Regions from separate parts of the Homo sapiens genome. Here region 1 is linked to region 2. Evidence: chromatin loops called from intact Hi-C (ENCODE). Cell type or tissue: pancreas. All regions are shown on one strand. Links, peaks and the distances in the headings refer to the core of each region. The heading gives the core; the rest is flanking DNA.

Region 1 (11,248 bases), core at 5,722-8,221, 110 kb after region 2:
ACTCGGGGCCACGTGTGGCTGGTGGCGCAGAGAACATCGCCATGACCTAGAAGGGTCTACAGTATGGTGGTACTTTGTGTATGAGGTTACGGTGGTAAAAAATCCACCTCAACTATTAAAAAAAGAAAAGGAAAAATAAATAAAAGCTTATTTAAAAAAAAAAGGGAAGACTGGAAGAAAAGGCGGCCAAAATATTAATGTTGGTGGCTCTGGGTGAGAAGATTAAGGTTGGGCTGAATGCACGGCTCACACTTTGGGAGGCCGAGGCGGGAGGATCGCTTGAGCCCAGGAGGTTGAGGCTGCAGTGAGACGTGACTGCACCACTGCCCTCCAGCCGGGGGGACAGAGCAGGACGGTCTCAAAAAAAAAAAAAAAAGATTAAGATTGTTCTTGCTGCTTTTTAACATTTTTGTATTTTAAATTTGTCTACAGTAATTATGGTTTAAAAATGAAAGAGAGTGTATATGAGGAGGGGACAACGACAAAATGAAGAGGCCACATGGGAGCAGAATGGAAACACCTCTGGGGAGGCCCGGAGCCTCCCGCCCCCAGGGAGCCGGCGTCTGCTGGAGACAGACAGGACTGAACTCAGGGGAGCCTCCCACCCCTGGGAAGCCGGTGTCTGCTGGAGACGGACAGGACTGAACTCAGGGGCCCCTGGGGAAGGAAACCAAGCCAGCCACGGGCCCCTGGAACCCATGGGGGACACTGAGTGTATTTTTAAACAACTGTAAGTGCAACACCTGCTCACAGTGAGAAAAGGACAAAAAATCCCTCACAAAATGCAGGCAGAACGCTCGGGCGCAGTCAAAGGCAGGTACCCGGCTTGTCCTTTCCACCACTCGATGACCTCGCCCCCACCCCCGAGGTGGCAGCCCCGACACTGCAGAAACAAAGAGCTTCTGCAGGCGGCCTTAGGCAGGGGGGACCCCAGACACCAGCCCTTCCAGGGAGCTGTGGCTCTCCCCTAATCTCCACCCAGCGCCGATCCACAGATGGGAAAGGAGTGGGGAGCAGGACTTGGTGGCCACCTGGAAAGGGGCCCAATGCCCAGAGATGCCCCCACCTGCCTGGGCGGTTCAGGGTGATCTTCTGAGCTGGATGCACCCAGGACTCGCTGTCCAGTGTCCAGACAGGCTCCACAGCCCCCGGGCGTCACTCCTGCTGGCTGCCCTCACTGCCAGGCACTCACGTGGTGTCACTCCTGCTGGCCACCCCCCAGCCCCCGGCCCCATGCACTCACGCAGCGTCACTCCTGCTGGTCGTCGTTGCTGGCGCTGGGCGTCCGACTCCGGATCTGGCTCCTGAGCTGCTCTATCAACTCTGGGTTCTGCTGCTGCATCTGCTGGGCAAACTGCTGGCCCCTGCGGGGAAGGGCACATGGGGCTCAGCCAGGGCCAGGAGGCTGCCTGCTGCCTCCGTCCATCCCCAGCTGACCCCTCGGGCCCTCCACCCCAAAGACAGGCCTGACCCCTCGCTGGAGGACGCTGGGCCCTTCGGAGCAGGGGACGCAGCACTTTCGCTCTCCTCCTTCCCTTCCGCCTGCGAGCCCTGCCCGCCGCCCACGTCCTCCGTCCTCTTGGAAGCAGTTCCACTCACGCCTGGATGAGGCTGGCCAGGTCGTTCTGCGAGGGGCTGGTGCCGGGAGTTCCCAAGGGGTTGTTGCCACCCGAAATCATGCCGGACATGCTGCAGGAGAGAGCGCGTGACTCGCAGCCGGGACAGCCTGACCGCCACCCCCACTGCAGGCCCTCGCAGTGGCCCGGGAGAGAATCCCTCTCAGCCCTTCACCTTCCCCTGCAGGAGAGGATTCTCTCTCACCACCTGGTGGGCCTCCAGGGCCCAAACCCACCCTGTGACTTTCACCTGCTTTCCCAGAACACCCCTCTTTCTTTGGCCTAAAGAGCGTAGTTCTCAGCCAGGGGGTGATCCTGCCCCCAGAGGACCCCTGCAATGGCAGCGGACATTTGCAACAGCCATGATTGGGTTACGCCAAGACAGGGGCAGGGGGTGCTCCTGGCATGGAGTGGATGGAGGCTAGAGACAGTGCTCAGCACCCTGCAGTGCCCAGGACGGCCCTGCTCCAGAAACTGGTCCAGCTCAAATGGCCACGGTGCTGTGGCTGGGAAACCATGCTTTAAGATTTGACCGTGGGCCAGCCGCGGTGGCTCACACCTGTCATCCCTGCACTTTGGGAGGCTGAGGCGGGTGGATCACCTGAGGTCAGGAGTTCAAGACCAGCCTGGCCAACATGGTGAAACCCCATCTCTACTAAAAATGCAAAAATCAGCCGGGCATGGTGGTGGATGCCTGTAATTCCAGCTACTTGGGAAGACCCACTTGATCCCGGGAGGCAGAGGTTGCAGTGAGCCAAGATTCTGCCACTGCACTCCAGCCTGGGTGACAGAGCAAGATTCTGTCTCAAAAAAAAAAAAAGGAGAAAGAAAAAAAGATTTCACCATGAAAACAGGTGAGCAGCTCCCCAGTGCGCACAGCGCTTACTGGGGAGTGACCCTATGAGCCAGCGAGTGCACTCAGAAGTTTATATCCAAGAGAAACGAAAACAGGATTCACACAGACGATTGCACACCCGTGCTCAAGCAGCACCGTTCACAACAGACAAAAGGTAGAAACAGCCCAAATGTCCATGGATAGATGTGTGGATCAGCACAGCGTGGTCCCTCCACACTGGAATATTACTCAGCCATGAAAAGGAGCGAGGCCCTGACCCAGGCCCCAGCACACATGCACCTTGAGGACGTCACGCTCAGTGAGAGACGCCAGACACCAAAGTTCACGCAGTGTGTGATCCCATTTCTACGAAATGTCCAGGACAGGCCCATCCACAGAGACAGGAAGGGGATGCGTGGTTGTCAGGGGATAGGAGAGGGGTTGGGGAGTGACAGCTGAGGGGGAAGGGGCTTCTTTCGGAGGTGATGAAGATGGGTTGGTGCTCAATGGTGGTGACAGTTGCATGACAGTGTGATGGTGGTGACAGTTGCATGACAGTGTGATAGTGGTGACAGTTGCATGACAGTGTGAAAGTCCTTAATGCCATTAAGTTGCACACTTTAAAGTGGTTAGTTTTATGTTAAGTGAATTTACCCACAATAAAAGGAAATTTAACCACAACAAGACCCGAAGAAACCCGGTTGTCACTTACAGCTGCTGAATCTGGGGATTGTTCATTAGGTTCGAAGCCTGAAGAACAGAACAAATTTGTCAGGAAGACAAAGCTCCCAGCGCATCATTCTCTTTCATCAGACACTTTCCATCTTAACCAGCCTTGGTTCTGGACTCCAGCACGCCAACCAACAGTAAGAGCCGGGCATTCGGTCTTTCATACCCTTTTCCCTACATTTTCGCCCCCCCACCCACGAGCTGTGACCTCCACATTGTGACTTAAATCCTGTTTTGGGTTCCTGCTTCAGGAGCGATCTCGCAGCGCCACAGCGCTCTCTCACTGGCTGCTGCGGTTTTGCTGTGTGGAGGCGTTTTGGTTCTTTATTTTAGCTGCTGTCTGCTTTAGCATATTTCATTTAGCATATTTGGTTCCAGTTTTGCTCTATCAATAAATAGCACTGTGGCTGGGCGCGGTGGTTCACGCCTGGAATCCCAGCACTTTAGGAGGCCGAGGCAGGCAGATCGCTTGAGGTCAGGAGTTCGAGACCAGCCTAACCAACATGGTGAAACCCCGTCTCTACTAAAAATATGAAATTAGCCAGGTGTGGTGGTGCATGCCTGTAGTCCCAGCTACTTGGGAAACTGAGGCACAAGAATCGCCTGAACCTGGGAGGGGGAGGTTGCAGTGAGCCGAGATCACACCGCTGCACTCCAGCCTGGGTGACAGAGTGAGACTCTGTCTCAAAAAAGAAGTAAAAATAAATAAATAAATAAATAGCACTATACTGGGCACTTTCTCATGTTAACTTTCCACTTGGGATTATTCCTTTGGACCTGTTGAAAGGAGGTGGCTCAGAGGTGTGGCAAACTCTCTGTGTAAAGGGCCAGTGTGTAAATACTCTCAGCCTTTTCAGACACGGGTGCCTGACGCAACTACTCAGCTCTGCCGCCGTATCATGAAAGCCACCAGTGACACTAGGTGTATGAATGGGCATGGCTGTGTGCCAATAAAACTTTATTGGTCAGGTGTAGTGGCTCACACCTGTAATCCCAGCACTTTGGGGGGCCGAGGCGGGTGGATCACAAGGTCAGGAGTTCGAGACCAGCCTGGCAAACATGGTGAAACCCCATTTCTATTAAAAAATACCAAAATTAGCCAGGCATGGTGGTGGGCACCTGTAATCCCAGCTACTCGGGAGGCTGACGCAGGAGAATCGCTTGAACCTGGGAGGCGGAGGTTGCAGTGAGCTGAGATCACACCACTGCACTCCAACCTGGGCGACAGAGCGAGACTCCATCTCAAAAAAAAAAAAAAAAAAAAAAACCAAAAAAAACTTTATTAACAAAACCCAGCGGCGGGCCTTATTCTGCCAACCCCAGATGTCTGAAGGGAAAAGGCGTCTGTGACATGGCCAAGCTGAGAGGCCCCTTGAAAGACTGGGGCCCAGTCACCCTCCATCCCATGGTGAGGGAGAACATATTCCCCTGGCAGCTTGGCCAGCGGACGAGGGCTACAGTAAGAGGTGTGGCCTCTGCTGAATGGCACGACCCGGGCAGGGCTCCTGGCCCAGCTGGCTCATTTTTCTGACTGACAGTGAGACTGAGGGCTTTTCTCCCCGACAGCCTTAGGCGAGTCCCTGTACCCTGAGGCTGTGGGAGCCTGAAGAGTGGTCCCAGGGCACACAGACCTCCCAGGAAATGAACATGTGTGTGTGGGGGATGGCTCTCCGAGGATCCCAGTCAAGGAACTCCCTGCCAAAGGCCGTCCCTTTGGAAGCATGAGTGCCCGGGCATCGGGAGGTCCACCTGCGCCCGGCGCACCCGGCGCTCTGCTTCCCTTGCCTGAACCTTAGGAGGCAGACGCTGCTGTGTTGTGATCAGTGTCTCTGCACTGCGAGGAGGAGCCCACGCCAGGGTGGGGTGGGGGTGTGACCTCCCTGGGCTCAGCCAGGAGAGCCAGCTTTTGGTGCTCACTACTGATGGGTCTTGCTTGGGACATCAACATTGGGGACACTTTTGATTGTCGAAGCAGAGGGTGGGGGTGCTCCTGACATGGGGCGGGTGAGGCCAGGGGTGCTGCCAGCGCCCTGCGGTGCCCAGGACGACCCCACAGACAAGACCCATCTGGTTCCAGAAGCCAGCAGTGCCAAGGCAAGGAAGCCCTGGCCAGTAGCGGACACAGCAGATGCGGGCCTGGGGGGTGGCGCAGACACCATGGACAGGGAGGAGGGGCGGGCCGTTACCATGCTCATGAAGCCAGGGTTGTTCAGCAGGCCGGCGATGTCGAAGCTGCCCACGCCTCCCGTCTGAGGATGAGAACAGCCCTGGTTAGTGGGGCCTGGACCAGAGGCCACGGTGAATAACCCCCTGGAACTCAGAAACAACGGCCCCCCACGGGGCTCAGACATTCTATCAACCCTGCGGCCAGAGGGTGCTTTGAGGCAGGCAGCACGAAGCACATCGCAACCGCCCGGGGACGGCACAGTCTGTCATCCCGTGTTTATTCCCCGCACAGCGCGACCGCCCGGGGACGGCACAGTCTATCATCCCGTGTTTATTCCCCGCACAGCGCGACCGCCCGGGGACGGCACAGTCTATCATCCCGTGTTTATTCCCCGCACAGCGCGACCGCCCGGGGACGGCACAGTCTATCATCCCGTGTTTATTCCCCGTACAGCGCGACCGCCCGGGGACGGCACAGTCTATCATCCCGTGTTGATTTCCTGTATTCTGCCGCTTTGACACCTTGGGGCCTTGCTGGCCTGGCAGAGCCGCCCCCTCCTGGAGTAGCCAATTCCCAGAGAAAGCAAATGACTCACCCAGAAACGCACCTTTGAAATACAAACAAACTAACCCAGAACCCACACCCTCAGCACCTCCCCCATCACCCCAGGGCCACAGTCCACCTGCCCCACTCACCCCCAGGCCAGGGACCAGGCAACCAGGGGCAGCCCCCAGGCCTGGGTCTAATGAAATGGCTCCAACCAGCCAACCCGAAGCCTCCTCACCCGGCCTCGCCACAAAACCCACATCGAGGGTCCTTTCTGTGCCCCTCCCTCAGCCTCCGCGGGCAGCCCTGCGGCCGGCCTCCTGCTTCCAGGGGTCTGGGGGCATGAACCTTCTCACGACACTCACTTCCACGCCTGTGCATCTCACCACCAACTGAAACAAACCCCGGACCCTCACGACACCCAGGTTAAGCCTAGAGCCACTGGTGCGCCCGAGGACCTGTCCCCCACCCACACAGTCAGCTCGGCGTTCTGGAGCCACTCGCCCCCGCTGCACTCACGGGGCTGGGGGCCTCCCGCAGCTTCAGCTCCGCTATCTTGAGGTTGGACTTGTATGTCTCGTTGTCGGGGTCCAGCTCCAGAGCCTTCTTGTAGTAAGCCACGGCCTCCACGTGCTTGTTGAGGCTGGAGAGCGCCAGGCTGGAGGAGAGCACCGGGGATGGACTGTTCCCATCTGCCCAGCTCCAGGAGGCCCCGCCAAAGCCCTCGTCCCCGGCGGTCCTGGCAACCCCCAAACCACCTCGGATGGTGCCACCCCCTGCCCGCTGTCAGCTCAGTGGAGACAAACCTGGCTTTCGAGGGGCCCAGGGGCAGGACTGAGGGAGACAGACATGAGAACACCCCTGCCACACAAGAACTGGAGTCCCCATGGGGCCACACACAGGGCCTCAAAGCCCAGAGCGGGCTGAGAGGAGGGAGCGGGCCAGCTCAGGGTCACAGGAAATGCGTGGATGTTGTCTTGGCCCCGCTTCCCGGCACAGGGCACCAAGGACCCTCGGAACCTCTGAGCGACAGACATGTCTCCCGTCATCCACAAGCAGCCCCTGACCCCCACCTGAGTGAGTCTTCACTCGTGAGGTGACTCAGGGCCCCTACAGAGCCCAGGAGGAGGCGGGTCCTGGGGAGACTGGGCAGTTGAACAGGGCCCCTCCCCAGCCTCTGGGGAGACCCAATCCCACAAACTCTGAGCAAGGGCATTCAGAGAAGCAGGCGAATGCACGCTTATGCTGGGAGGGCGGCACCGGCTGCACGGGGCGCAGGCTCCTGCCCCGGGGACCCTCCTGGCCTCACTCTCGGACCTGTCCTGTGTCCTTCATCATAAACCAGGTGCTTCCCTGAGCTCTGTGAGCCGCCCCAGCAAACAATGGAGCCTGAGTAGGAGCCATGGGAACCCCAGGTGACAGCCAGTCAGGGAGAAGCAAGGGGCCCAGGGATCTCCGGGTGGCACCTGATGCGGGGCGTCTGTGGGGCTGAGCCTGTGACCTGTAGGGACTACGTTGGCTCCGAACAGCTAGTGTCAGAGTTGAACTGAACCGGGGTGGGAGAATTCGTTGTGGGTGGGAAAAAAGCCACACAAGAGAGGAAGCAGGAGCAGGAGAGGAGGGGTCCCGAGAGACTGGAAAGGCGCGGCCGTGGACAGGCACTCACCCCATCCTGCCGTAGGCCTTGCTGTAGGCCGGGTCAATGCAGATGGCCCGCTCACAGTCCTGCACCGCGCCTGCGTAGTTGCCGAGTTTGCTGTAGGCTGCGGCTCTGGGGAAGAAAAGGCAGGGCAGGTCCCTCACTGGCGGCTCTGAGCCCAGCGGGCAGCCCTTGAGGGGAGCCTGAGAGCTGCGTTCCTCTCCAACTTCCTGGAGGAACGGCCTCAGTTTTCCCCATCTGTAAAATGGGGCTGATGGGGAAAGCTGAGAGGTGTGGCCACTGAGATGCTCTTAGACAAATGTGGGCTCAAAGCACCAGCAGCCACTCAGGACTGCGACTCTGAATTTTATTTGCAAAAAATGTTCCGATCCATGGCTGTACAAGAGCAATGAGGGTAGGGAACTTATACCCAAGTTTCATTCACAAATTATTTACATATCAGTAAAAAAAGAACTCAGACCAATGTCAAAGCTCAAAGCTCTTGGCTTACAGCGTCTGAATCGTCTTCACCATTTTCGTGTTTAGTGTTTCTCTTTACAATTTTTTCAAAGTACAGAGAAGAGTGAGTGGAGACTAAACTACCCCATGACAGGCGGCCAGGAACCCTGCACTGCCTCTGCAACTGTCCTGTAAGCCTGAAGCAGATCCAAGACCACACATTCAAAAAACACAACCCTCCACATACTGGATTATTTTCTTGGCTTGACATCCACGTGGAATGCCATGATACCTGATTTTCTATGTATGTATTTATGTATTTATTATTTTTGAAACAGGGTTTTGCTCTGCTGCCCAGGCTGGAGTGCAGTGACACGATCTCAGCTCACTGCAACCTCTGCCTCCCGGGTTCAAGTGATTTTCCTGCCTCAGCCTCCCAGGTAGCTGGGACTACAGGCACCCACCACCACATCCAGCTAATTTTTGTGGTTTTTTTCGGGGTTTTTTTGAGACAGAGTCTCCCTGTCACCCAAGATGGAGGGCAGTGGCGCAATCTTGGCTCACTGCAACCTCTGCCTCCCAGGTTCAAACCATCCTCATACCTCAGCCTCTTGAGTAACTGGTGGTGCCCACCACTACACCCGGCTAATTTTGTATTTTTAGTAAAGACGGGGTTTCACCATGTTAGCCAGGCTGGTCTTGAACTCTCAACCTCAAGTGATCCCCCCCGCCTCAGCCTCCCAAAGTGCTGGAATTACAGACGTGAGCCACCGCGCCTGGCCCCCAGACTAATTTTTACATTTTCTGTAGAGACGGGGGTCTTGATATGTTGCCCAGGCTAGTCCCGAACTCCTAGCCTCAAGTGATCTTTCCCCCATGGCCTCCCAGAGTGCTGGGCGTGCTACCTGATTTTAAATCAGCATCGACTCTCCCCGACCCCGTTGCTGGTCACCTGATGCTCGCTCCTGGTCTGAGACCACCGGTGAATGGATCCCTCATCTACAGCGCAGAGGCCTCTCCCATCTCAGGTCCCTGCTAAGCATCCCGGAGGACGCCCCCGCACCCGGCCGCCCCTGCCCTGGGCAGGCCCTGAGCTGGTACCTGTTGCAGAAATAGACGGCGTTGGCTGGGTTGAGCTCGATGGCTTTTCCGTAGAAATGCACGGCAGCTTCAAAGTTTTCCACTTTCATCTGCTCGTTTCCTACAGGGAGAGAGGAAAACACCGGCCCGGTGTCCACACAGACCGGAGGGGGTGTCAGGGAGAGAGGAAAACACCGGCCTGGTGTCCACACAGACCCGAGGGGGCGTCACACTTGGCTCTTCTGGGCAGCCAGGACTCAACACAGATGCCGGCTCAGGAGGCATCTGCATCTATAGGGGGTTCGCTAGTCGCAAACAATCATATCTACATCCACTAAGGGGGATGGAGGTGGGGGCGGCAGGGCCTGGCCTGGCCTGTGCCTGGCGACGGTGGCTGTCACTGCCTGGATGGCGACCCCGGGAGCAGAACAGTTAATACAGCTCACCGGCCCGGGGACGGAAACTGTCCCTTTCGCTATTGCTTTTGGAAAGAGCCCAAGTGGAGGCCTGTATTTTGGAATACTCATGTGATACCTTCTCATTTCATAGGCAATGGGGCTTCTATCTGAGGCATGGGTCCCAGCTGGTAGGACGGTAAAAACCCCAGCTGCTATCCTAGAACTGAGAGCCCTGAAGACAGAAACCCACTCCCGCCCCCGAGATCCCAATTCAGGAGGGCGTGGGGGGAAGATGGGTATCAGCGTGTGTTTCCCTAAACAGTTTTATTGAGATATAATTTACATGCCACAAAGCTTACGCTTTAAAAATATAAGCCCGGGCGCGGTGGCTCATGCTTATAATCCCAGCACTTTGGGAGGCCGACGCAGGCGGATCGCAAGATCAGGAGACCAAGACCATCCTGGCCAACACAGTGAAACCTGTCTCTACTAGAAATACAAAAATTAGCCGGGCGTGGTGGTAGGCTTCTGTAGTCCCAGCTACTCAGAAGGCTGAGGCAGGAGAATTGCTTGAACCAGGGAGTCAGAGGTTGCAGTGAGCCGAGATCACGCCACTGCACTCCAGCCTGGGCGACAGAGCGAGACTCCATCTCAAAAAAGAAAAAAAAGAAATGGGATCACATGCTGTGCGTCCTTTTGTGTCTGGCCTCTCTCCCTGAGTGTGATGTCTTCACGGTGCATCTGCGCTGGGGCCTGGGTCAGAGCCTCACCCATCCACATTCCACCGTGTAGATGGGCCATGCTGTGCTGACCATTTAGCGTGGACAGGCATTTAAGCTGTTTTTGCTTCTTTTTATTGTTTTATTTTTTATTTTTTATTTTTTTTTGAGACGGAGTTTCACTCTTATCGCCCAGGCTGGAGTGCAGTGGCGCGATCTGGACTCACTGCAACCTCCGCCTCCCAGGTTCAAGCAACTCTCCTGCCTCAGCCTCCTGAGTAGTTGGGATTACAGGTGCCCACCACTGCACCTGGCTAATTTTTTTGCATTTTTAGTAGAGACGGGGTTTCACCATGTTGGCCCAGGCTAGGCTTGAACTCCTGACCTCAGGCAATCTGCCCGCCTCGGCCTCCCAAAGAGCTGGGACTGCAGGTGTGAGCCACCGCGCCCGGCCTCTTCTTGCTTTTTGACTCTTGTGAATACAGCTGCTGTGAACATGTGTCTGGGTTTTGGTGGACATGTGTCTCTCTTGGGCACATATCTAGTATCAGGGTGGAACCGGCGGGTCTCATGGAAGCTGTGCAACTTTTGGGGGCCACCAGCCAGTCTTCCACAGGGGCCGCTCCCGACAACCCCACCAGCCGTGCTGTGCCTGAAGGTCAAGTTTCTCTGCACCTCGCCAGTCCCCTCGCCAGTCCCCCTTCCGTCCCCGTCCCCACAAGCCAGCGTGCTGGTCATCAGGGCAATTCCCTCAGCTCCCTGGGCCCCAGGGACCAGCTGGCCTCTGCGAGGGTCCCACAGCCCCGGAGTCCAGGTAGGGCGAGGTGTCTGTGGGGATGGAGGTCCTCCCTTACCTTCGGTTTTGAGGCGCTCTGCCTCTGCTGAGTCCTCCTCGGAAGGCGGGGTTCGCGCGGGGCTCCTCAGGTCCTGCGGCATCTCCTGGACCCGGAGGCAAAGGCGGCCCGCTGTCCTCTCCTCCCAACCTGGCACCCTCCGGCCTTAGCTTCCCTCGGGACGCCAGAGAGGGCCACCAAGTTCCGAAGGACCCGGGGGCTCTGCA
Region 2 (11,248 bases), core at 2,960-5,459:
TTTTTAAACAGCCTTATTGTGAACTAACGCCTGTACCATACAACTCGCCCACTTGAAGTGTATAATTCATTGTTTTCAGTATATTTGCAAAACTGGCCAACCATCACCTTTATGTAGTTCCAGAACATTCTCATCACCCTACAAAGAAGCCCCCTCGCCATCAGCCCCCGATCCCCAGCCCCGGCCCCCACGCACACCCTCCCTGACTCTGCGGATGGGTCTGTCCTGGACATTTCATAGAAATGGGGTCACACACTGTGTGGCCTTTTGTGTCTGGTGTCTCTCACTGAGTGTGACGTCCTCAAGGTGCATCCATGCTGTGACCTGTGTCAAAGACTCGCTCCTTTCCATGGCTGAGTCTTACTCCTCCTGAGTATGGAAGGACGTGTTTTTTAAATCCATTCACCGGCGGATGGACAATCGGCTCGTTCCTTCTTGTTGGCAATTGTGAATCTGCTGCTGTGAATATTCGTGTCATAGGAATCTTTTTTTTTTTTTTTTTTGAGACAGAGTCTCGTTCTATCCCCCAGGCTGGAGTGCAGTGGGGCACGATCTCGGCTCACGGCAACCTCCACCTCCCGAGTTCAAGCGATTCTCCTGCCTCAGCCTCCAGAGTAACTGGGATTTCAGGTACCCACCACCATGCCTGGCTAGCTTTTTTTGTATTTTTAGTAGAGACGGGGTTTCCTCATGTTGGCCAGGCTGGTCTTGAACTCCTGACCTCAGGTGATCCGCCAGCCTTGGCCTCCCGAAGTTGTTGGGATTACAGGCAACAATGATTCCCAGCCCTAGGAATCATTTTTAAGATGAGTTCTCACTCTCTGCCTTCACTGCAAACCTCCCTGTCCCCAGCCCTTTAACCCCAGCCCCTGGCTGTCCTCAAGACCTTGGACTTGGCAGTGAGGCGATCCCTGCGGATGCCCCTTGGTCTGCACTCGGCCTCAGAGCAGCTTGGGTCAGAGGCGAGCACAGCGTGGGTGAAGCCGCATCCCAGCCGCTCTGTCCTCGGGCCTTGAGCCGCACCAGCTGGCGCCAGGCTGTCCCCCAGCGACCTTCAGCGGCTCACTCAGCCTGACAGAAACGCTGTGTTTTCATGTTCCCTGTGTGGACAAATCACAATCGACCCGGGCGGCCAGCAGTGGAGACAAGGAGGAGAGACCTCTCCGCGGGGGTTAGGTCCCCTCAGAAACTGCCGAGCTGGGGCAACACGAACCGCTGGGACCTCCTGTTCATAAATTAGTATGGATTTCAAGGCGCCAATAGCCCGGCTTTAAACCCAGCTCAGGGCCCTGGGCACCTATGGGCAGCTGGCCCTTCCACCCAGCAGGCAGGCAAGTCTCAGACACAGGCAAGAAACACTCCAGGTAGCAGGTGCCGAATGTCAGCAGGGAGAGATCAGTCCCCCTTGGGACACAGAGGCCATGGACAGTGGTGGTGGTCAGGGGACCTCGTGTACGAAGGGCTGCCACCGCCTCCCGGCCCTCCCCACTGTGTCCTGGAGGCACTTCTCCAGATCTCTGTCCGACTTCCTTCCTTCCTTCCTTCCTTTCCTTCCTTCCTTCCTTCCTTCCTTCCCTCCCTCCCTCCATCCCTCCCTCCCTACCTTCCCTCCATCCCTCCCTCCCTCCCTCCCTACCTTCCCTCCATCCCTCCCTCCCTCCCTTCCCTCCATCCCTCCCTCCCTCCCTTCCCTCCATCCCTCCCTCCCTCCTTCCCTCCTTCCTTTCTTCCTCCCTCCCTCCTGCCTTCCTTTCCTCCCTCTCTTTCTCTTTTTCTTTCTCTCTCTTACTCTCTTTCTGTCTTCCTTTGTCTCTCTCTTTCCTTCTTTCTTCTTTCTCTTTCTTTTCTCTCTCCCTTTCTCTCTCTCTCTCTCTCTCTTTTTTTTTTAAGACAGTCTCACTCTGTCACCCAGGCTGGAGTGCAGTGGTGCCATCTCAGCTCATTGCAACCTCCACCTCTCAGGTTTAAGAGATTCTCCTGCCTCAACCTCCCAAGTAGCTGGGATTACAGGTGCCCATCACCACGCCCAGCTAATTTTTGTAGTTTTTGTAGAGATGGTGTTATGCCATATTGGCCAGGCTGGTCTTGAATTCCTGGGCTCAGGCAATCCACCTGCTTCGGCCTCCCAAAGTGCTGGGATGACACGCATGAGCCACCGTGCCTGACCAATTTCTTTCTTTAAAAAATTAAAATAGGCCGGGTGCAGTGGCTCATGCCTGTTATCCCAGCACTTTGGGAGGCCAAGGCAGGCAGATCACCTGAGGTCAGGAGTTCAAGACCAGCCTGGGCAACACAGTGAAACCCCGTCTGTACTAAAAATACAAAAATTAGCCAGGTCTGGTGGCAGGCGCCTGTAATGCCAGCTACTCGGGAGGCTGAGATGGGAGAATCGCTTGAACCCGGGAGACAGTGGTTGCAGTGAGCCAAGATCGCACTACTGCACTCTAGCCTGGACGGCTAAGCGAGACTCCGTCTCAAAAAAAAAAAATTAAAATATTCGCATGCCATAAAATTCCCCCTTGTAGAACCTGGAGAATACGATGCCAAGTGAAATAGGCCAGACGCTGAGAGAGAAAAACACTGCGTAATCCCACGTATTGTGGAGTCCAAAAACAAAACAAGCAAAGAACCCCAAATACAGCCAGGCACGGTGGCTCATGCCTGTAATCCCAGCGCTTTGGGAGGCCGAGGCGGGTAAATCACCTGAGGTTGGGAGTTCAAGACCAGCCTGGCTAACATGGTGAAAGCCCGTCTCTACTAAAAATATAAAATTAGCCGGGCGTGGTGGTGCATGCCTGTAATCCCAGCTACTCAGGAGGCTGAGGCAGGAGAATCGCTTGAACCCGAGAGGCAGAGGTTGCAGTGAGCTGGGATCGTGCCACCTGCACTCCAGCCTGGGGAACAGAGCGAGACTCCATCTCAAAACAAACACACAATCAAAACCTCCCAAATACATAGAAACAGAAAGCAGAAGAGCGGTTAGTGGTAGAGGAGGGAAAGGAAGGGGGAGATGGGGGTCAGAGGATACATAGTTTCAGCTGTGTTGGAAACACTGAGAGATGTCACTGTAGCCTGTGAACCAGCTAAAGATATTGTACTATGGGCTGGGCACAAGGGCTCATGCCTGTAATCCTAGTGCTTTGGGAGGTTGAGGTGGGAGGATTGCTGAAGGCCAGAAGTTTGCAACCAGCCTGGGCAACATAGCAAGACCCTAGGCCAGAAGTTTGCAACCAGCCTGGGCAACATAGCAAGACCCTATCTCTACAAAAAATTTAAAAATTTGCTGGGCATGGTGGCTCCAGGGATCACGTGAGCCCAGAAGGCAGAGGCTGCAGTGAACCGAGATCACACCACTGCACTCCAGCCCGGGCAACAGAGCAAGACTCTGACTCAAATAAATAAATCAAAATAAAATAAAATAAATAATAGAAACTGAAAACAAAAACCAGGCCTCACCCACAGTGTCGAAGGCATGCATCTTCTAGGGTTATTAAGGTGCTGGTTGTTATTTTTGCTTGTAATTCTGAAAAGGCTGATAGATTTTATAGCCCAGTATCTCCAAGCAGCGCCCAAGGACACAAACAGCCAGACCCTCAGCTCCCAAACCTGGGGATTTGCAACAGACAAACACAGAGCTGGGAAATTCCGCAGCAGGGCAGATGAGGGATCGATCTGAGTCCCATGATCCTCGGCCCTGCTGAGGTCCCAGGAGGCTGCACACATTGAAATCCACATCCTGAGTGGGGCGGAGGGAGGAGGAGAATCCCAGGAGCTGGGGGGCCCCCCTGGTTTATACCGTCTTCCCCATCAGGAGTTTATCCTGGTGTCTGGAGTGAGAAGGGATCGAAGTCTATTTTTTTCCAGATGAATGTAGGGTCTCCCCCTCGGCACTGTGGGCATTGGGGCCGGATCATTCTCTGGGGTGGGGCTGTCCTGGGCACTGCGGGGAGCTGAGCAGCGTCCCTGGCCTCCACCCACCCCATGCCAGGGGCATCCCCCATCTAGAGCTGTTCCGTTGCCTTGAATTTCTGCCCTCTGGCCTCCCCTGTCCTCATCCTTATGGGATCTTCAGATGGTGCCCTTGAGGCCCAGGGCCCGTGTCCCCTCCTCACTCAGCCCTCCTATCCACAGGTGACTCACAGTCCCCTTGGCACCACCCAGGCGCTGTCCCTGGCCTCGCCCATGGCTAACCTTGGCAGGCATCCCCAACAGAGGCGAGGGGACAGCTCTCGCCTGCCTCGGCGAGCCCGGGTTCCAGAAGATGTGCCCAGCACCCTGGGCCCCCCACCGCCGGGTCTGGGACACAGATGCTCTCCTCCAAACCTCCCATTCAGACCCTCGCTGTGGCGGGGGCGGGGCCGTGTCTTTTGAGACTCTGCATATGCACGAGGGGGTGAGTTTGAGTGAGGCGGTCTCCATGCAGAGGAAGGTCTTTATTTAGGAAGCCAGGTGGGGGCGGGGCCGGCTGGGGAGGAGAGGCGGAGAGGAAAGACGAGCTTCTGCAGATTTCAAACCTGTCATTTCTTTTCTGACGCATACCCTCCCCTCCCGCTTCATGACAAGCTCTGTTCCCACCTTCCCCGGGTTCCCAGAGCAGCCTCCTAGACACGATCCGAAACAGCACGGGTCCCCCTCCCAACCCCCAGGCACTATGGACATTAGAGCTGGGTCACTCTCTGGGGTGGGGCCATCCTGGGCACTGCAGGGAGCTGAACAGCATCCCTGGCCTCCACCCACTCTATGCCAGGAGCACCCCCAGTCACGACAGTCACAGATGTCCCCAGACATTGCCTGATGTCCCCTGGGGAACAGAATCATCCCCAGAAAGACCTCCTCAGTTAGGGGGTTCCACAGATCCCCAAGAGACTGTGTCCCATGATCCTCCCCCTTGCTGAGGTCCCAGGAGGCTGCACACATTGAAATCCACACCCTGAGTGGGGGGAGGGAGAGAGGAGGAGAATCCCGGGAACTGGAGTCCCCTAGTTTATGTTGTCTGCCCCATTGGGAGCTTATTCTGGTGTCTGTTGTGAGCAGAGACGCAATTCAATTATTTTTTTCGAAATAATGAATGCAGGGTCTCCCCCCTCTGCACTGTGGACATTGGGGCTGGACCATTCTCTGGGCTGGGGCCATCCTGGGCACTGCAGGGTGCTAAGCAGCATCCCTGGCCTCCACCCACTCCATGCCAGGGGCACCCCCGAGTTGTGACAACCACAGATGTCCCCAGACATTGTCCAGTGTCCCCTGGGAGGCAGAGGCAGGAGGACTGATTGAGCTCAAGAGTTCAAGACCAGCCTGGACCACATAGCAAGACCCCATCTCTACAAAAAAAATTTTAAAACATAGCCAGGTGTGGTGGTCTGCACCTGTGATCCCAGTTACTCAGGAGGCTGAGATGGGAGGATTGCTGAGTCTGGGAGGTCGAGGCTACAGTGAGCTGAGATCACACCACTGCACTCCAGGCTGGGTGACAGAGCAAGACTCTGTCTCAAAAAAAAAAAAAAAAACCACACACACACAAAAACAAAAAGAGACCCTATCTCAAAAAAAAGAGGGGGTTAAATAATCTGACTAGATACCTCTCAAATAAAGACACGCAGGCAGCCAACAGGATTATGAAAAAACGCTGAAGATCATTAATCAGCCAGGAAATGCAAATTAAAACCAAAATGAGATACCTGTTAGAATGGCTATGATCCAAAAGATAAAAGATAAAAAACATTAGTAAAGATGGCCGGGTGCGGTGGCTCATATCTGTCATCCCAGCACTTTGGGAGGATGAGGCAGGCAGATCACGAGTTCGAGACCAGCCTGGCCAACATGGTGAAACTCTGTCTCTACTAAAAATATAAAAATTAGGCCGGGTGCGGTGGCTCATGCCTGTAATCTTAGCACTTTGGGAGGCTGAGGTGGGCGGCTCACAAGGTCAGGAGATGGAGACCATCCTGGCTAACACAGTGAAACTTTGTCTCTACTAAAAATACAAAAAAATTAGCCGGGCGTGGTGGCGGGCGCCTGTAGTCCCAGCTACTCGGGAGCCTGAGGCAAGAGAATGGCGTGAACCCGGGAGGTGGAGCTTGCAGTGAGTCGAGATCGCGCCACTGCACTCCAGCCTGGGTGACGGAGAGAGGCTCCGTCTGAAAAAAAAAAAAAAAAAAAAAATACATATATATATAAATTAGCCAGGCGTGGTGGTGGGCACCTGTAATCTCAGCTGCTTGGAGACTGAGGCAGGAGAATCACTTGAACCTGGGAGGCAGAGGTTGCAGTGAGCCAGGATCGTGCCACTGCACTCCAGCCCGGGTGACAGAGTGAGACTCCGATTCAAAACAAAAAAAAAAAAAAGAAAGAAAGAAAAAAAAAAGAAACATTGGTAAGGATGTGGAGAAAAGGGAACCCTGTGTGCTGTTGGTGGGAATGTAAATGAGCACAGCCATTCTGGAGAACGGAATGGAAGTTCCTCAAAAAATTAAAGATAGAACCACCATATGATCCAGTAATCCCACTTCTGGGTATACATCCAAAGGAAATGAAATCAGAATCTGTCAGCCTCATTCACAATAGCCGAGATAGGAAACCAACCTACATGTCCATCGTTGGATGAATGGATACAGAAAATGTGAGGCCGGGTGCGGTGGCTCACGCCTGTCATCCCAGCACTTTGGGAGGCCAAGGCAGGCGGATCACAAGGTTAGGAGTTCAAGACCAGCCTGGCCAACATGGCGAAACCCTGTCTCTACTAAAAATACAAAAATTAGCCGGGCATGGTGGTGCACGCCTGTAGTCCCAGCTACTCAGGAGGCTGAGGCAGGAGAAGCTTGAACCCAGGAGGCGGGGGTTGCAGTGCGCCAAGATCACGCCACTGCACTCCAGCCTGAGTGACAGAGTGAGGCTCCATCAAAAAAAGAGAAAGAAAGATGAACTAGACCAGAGGTTGGTAAACTCTGGCCCATGGGTCAAATGCAGCCCACTGCTTGCTTTTGTACATAAAGTTTTATTGGCACACAGCCGTGCGTGTTCACTTACATATCATCCATGGCTGCTTCTGGGCTCCTACAGCACAGCTGGGAGGCCTCGACAGAGAGCACATGGCCTGCAACGCCAAGAATTTACCTCCGGCCCTTTAGGAAGGGTTGATATAATCCGTGTACTAGAGTTAGATCTCAGAGGACCTTGAATGCCAGAAACGAGTAAGTCCTAATGATTTTTAGCAAAGAGTAACACTGTAAAACCAAATGTTTACAGATTTCATGTGCTGGAATCCTCTGGGGGTGGGGCAGCGGAGAGGCCTTAAAACATGAAACAGCGTCAGATCAATTTTCAATGATTGTCTTCAAAATTAAAACTGGCTCATTACAGGCGCGGTGGCTCATGCCTGTAATCCCAGCCCTTTGGGAGGTCTAGGAGGACAGATTTCTTGAGCCCAAGAGTTCGAGACCAGCCTGGGCAACATGGTGAAACCCGGTCTCTACTAAAAATACAAAAATTAGTTGGGTCTGGTGGTGCACACCTGTAGTTCCAGCTACTGGGGAGGCTGAAGCAGGAGGATGTCTTGAGCCTAGGAGTTCGAAGCTGCAGTGAGCTGAAATGGTGCCACTGCACTTCACCCTGGGTGACAAAGCAAGACCCCGTCTCAATTAAAAAAAAAAAAAAAAAAAAAAAAATATATATATATATATATATATATATATATATATATATACACATAATAACATTTATCCTAAAAAGAGAAACAGTACAAAGGCACTCAGAGCTGAAACTCAAAGTCGTCTGCCAGTCTCTAACTCCTGACTTTTGGGTTTCATGTCCTGCTTTATAGGACTTTTTGAATTCTGCCCCCAAGGATCCTTTTCAAAAATCTTTTGTTTCAGCCAGGCACAGGGGCTTGTGCCTGTAATCCCAGCTACTGGAGAGGCTGAGGCAGGAGGATCATTTGGAGCCAGGAGAGCTGGAGACCAGCCTGGGCAACATAGCAAGACACCATCTTTTAAAAAAATTTTGTTTCTGTTTTGGAAAAATTTTCGATTTACAGAAAAGTTGCAAATCTAGTCCAACGTTCCCTATGGGCAGCAGGCAACCTAGGTACCGAGGCAAGAGACTGAGGGCACGAGCTGCCTGGCTCTGCCTTCGAGATAGCAGTAACAGAATTAGTGAAAGTACTAAAAGTCTCTGAAATGCGGAAATAATGGCGTAAGCTGTCTCCTCTCTCTCTCTCTCTCTTTGCCTCGGCTGCCAAACAGGGAAGGGCCCCATGTCCAGTGGACACATGACCTTACCTATCATTGGAGATGGCTCATACTCCTTACCCTGCCCCCTTGTCTTGTATCCAATAAATAACAGTGCAGCCTGGCATTTGGGGCCACTACCGGTCTTCATGTCTTGGTGGTAGTGGTCCCCCGGGCCCAGCTGTCTTTTCTTTTACCTCTTTGTCTTGTGTCTTTATTTCTACGATCTCTCGTCTCCACACACGGGGAGAAAAACCCACAGACCCTATAGGGCTGGACCCTACAGTTCTCAAACGCCCCTCACCCAGTTTCCCCTCATGTTAGTATCTTACATCTGGGGTCTGCAAATTTTTTCTGCAAAGGGACAAAAAGTAAGTATTTTATGCTCTGTGAGCTAAAGGGTCACTGTTGCATATTCCTCTTTGTTATTTGTTTTTTTACAACACTTTTAAAATGGAAAAGGCTTTTTAGCCCCGAGCTTTATAAAAATAAGCCAAGTATAAACAAAACGTGGTACATCCCCCGAAACCAAAATGTACCCCCGTGTTCACAGCAGCACGATTCACCACACCCCAAAGGCAGAGACACCCAAGTGACCACCGAGAGATGAATGGATAAACACAATGTCATCCATTATGCCACGGAATATGATTCAGCCTGAAAAAGGAAGGAAATTTTGACATGGGCTAGAGAGTGGATGAACTTTGAGGGCATCACGCCCAGTGAAATGAGCCAGATGCAAAAGGACAAATCCTGTGTAACTCCACGCTTAGGAGGTCCCTAGAGAGTGAGCCACACCAAATGTAAACTGTAGCTGTTAGTCAATAATCATGTATCCACTGGCTCATTAGTTGTAACAAATGTAGCACATTAATGAGAGAGGGTAACATTGGGGGAAATGCGTACCTTTTCGGGGAGAGGAGATAGGTGGGAACTCTGCCTTCTGCTCAATTCTTCTTTAGGCCTAAAACTGCTCTAAAAATAGTCTATTAAAAGGGGGACTTGAAGAGACAAATTGTGAGAGTTGTATCACGAACCAAGCGTTCTGATTTTTTTTTTTTTTTGAAATGGAGTCTCGCTCTGTCACCCAGGCTGGAGGGCAGTGGCACAATCTCGGCTCACTGCAAGCTCCACCTCCCGGGTTCATGCCATTCTCCTGCCTCAGCCTCCCGAGTAGCTGGGACTACAGGCGCCCGCCACCACACCTGGCTAATTTTTTGTATTTTTAGTAGAGACGAGGTTTCACCGGGTTAGCCAGGATGGTCTCAATCTCCTGACCTCGTGATCCGCCCACCTTGGCCTCCCAAAGTCCTGGGATGACAGACGTGAGCCACTGCGCCTGGCCTTGATTTTTTTTAAATAAAGGAGAGGAGGGCCGGGCGCGGTGGCTCACGTCTGTCATCCCAGCACTTTGAGAGGCTGAGATGGGGGGATCACCTGAGGTCAGGAGTTTGACAGGAGTTTGAGACCAGCCTGGCCAACATGGCAAAACTCCATCTCTACTAAAAATACAAAAATTAGCCAGGCATGGTGGCACTTGCCTGTAATCCCAGCTACTTGGGAAGCTGAGGCAGGAGAATCGCTTGGACCTGGGAGGCGGAGGTTGCAGTGAGCTGAGATCACGCCACTACACTCCAGCCTGGGAAATAGAGGAGTGAGACTCCATCTTAAAAAAAAAAAAAAAAAAAGAGAGGAGGGGAGGGAAAGAGGGAGGGAAGGAAAGAGGAAGGGAGAGGAAGAGGGAGAAAGGGTGGGAGAGAGAGGAAAACAGAGTGAGAGGGAGGGAGAGAGGAAGGGAAGGGGAATGAGTGTGAGCGAGGGAGGGATGGAGGAAGGAAGGAAGGGAGGGAGGGAGGGAGGGATGAGGGAAGGAAGAGGAAAGGAGAGACACCCACTTTAGACAACATGATCCGTAAGCACTGACATTTATGACTGGATCCCCTTCCACAAGCTTCCTGAATAAGCCCCAGAGAGAAGACTGGTCAGTCTTGGCCAAATGGATTTTCTGCTTTCCCCCGAGCCCCTGTGAGTATCATCACAATGTAATACCATGAGGATCAAAATCTCCTGGCCACTTAAGCCTGGATTAACCCACACCAGAGCCATCCTCCTCACCGAGGGGCCATGGCGGCGAGCGGATCACACAGCAGTCCTCATGGAATCCGTCCCAATTAGCCTCTGTCGGATTACTCACAGAACCTGCCATCCGTGGAAGGCAGATTAGCCTAGGATGCATGTGTAAATCCCATTTGGTGAACGAAAGCATATTCTGGAGATGATTAGCTTATTTCTGCAAGATGGCATCAAGTGGGAGATAACACATCTTCATCCCCGTTACACCCACAAGGCTCTGTGTAATTCTCCCTGAGCCTCATCCCTTTCCAATCCTGATTCCCTGTGGGAGAAACACAATTCCTTCCATTGAAGGGTTGATGCTGTGGGTAAGACCTTTTCATCCTCCTGCTCCAAAACCACAGGGAAGGGAGAAACTGGACGTATATTTTTCATCTGTTTACCATGTTCCTGCCCTCAAAGGTACAAGAAGACAAGCTAGAAAGTAGACGAGGCTGGGTGTGGTGGCTCACGCCTGTGATCCCAGCACGTTGGGAGGCTGAGATGGGAGGATGGGGGCCTAGGAGTTCAAGACCAGCCTGGGCAACATAGTGAGACACCCCCACCACCAACACCCCACCACCATCTGTACAAAAAATACAAAAATTAGCCAGTCGTGATGGTGTGCCCCTGTAATCACAGCTACTTGGAAGCCTGAGGCAGGAGGATCACTGGAGCCCAGGAGTTCAAGACTGTGGGGAGCCATGCTCATACCACTGCACTCCAGCCTGGGCAATGGAGGAAGACCCTGTCTCAAATAAATAAATAAAGACACAGTGACTTTTGCTTGTTCTTTCTTGGGTCATGTGTTCTGGGGGAAGCCAGCTGCCATGTTGTGGGGAAATGCAGGCAGTGCTGTGAAGAAATCCATGTGTTGCAGAAATGGGCCCTCCAGGCCGGGCACGTTGGCT

The links. Hi-C counts contacts between places; a loop is a spot of excess contacts. Peaks named below come from ENCODE experiments on the same cell type or tissue, not always from the same donor. Only the 100,000 strongest peaks of a DNase experiment are listed, where the experiment ranks them.
Region 1: a loop joins it to region 2, with 2.2 times the contacts of the local background. A loop is called at or near these places in 34 of 110 quality-filtered maps.

Annotation. Positions count from the first base shown.
Region 1 is chr19:2,756,094-2,767,341 of GRCh38, forward strand. It overlaps SGTA (small glutamine rich tetratricopeptide repeat co-chaperone alpha), which reads right to left. Exons shown (of 12, transcript NM_003021.4): 4 at 11,043-11,127; 5 at 9,093-9,192; 6 at 7,560-7,664; 7 at 6,413-6,551; 8 at 5,367-5,429; 9 at 3,164-3,201; 10 at 1,600-1,689; 11 at 1,244-1,364. The coding sequence ends at 1,250. Among named protein-coding and RNA genes, the nearest start is that of SGTA, 22 kb to the right of the region's middle. In pancreas, for the core only: no CTCF peak of the experiment used is centred there; a DNase peak (open chromatin) is centred at 6,807.
Region 2 is chr19:2,649,699-2,660,946 of GRCh38, forward strand. All of the region lies in intron 1 of GNG7 (G protein subunit gamma 7), which reads right to left. Among named protein-coding and RNA genes, the nearest start is that of MIR7850, 25 kb to the left of the region's middle. RefSeq lists a silencer at 816-991. In pancreas, for the core only: no CTCF peak of the experiment used is centred there; a DNase peak (open chromatin) is centred at 4,153.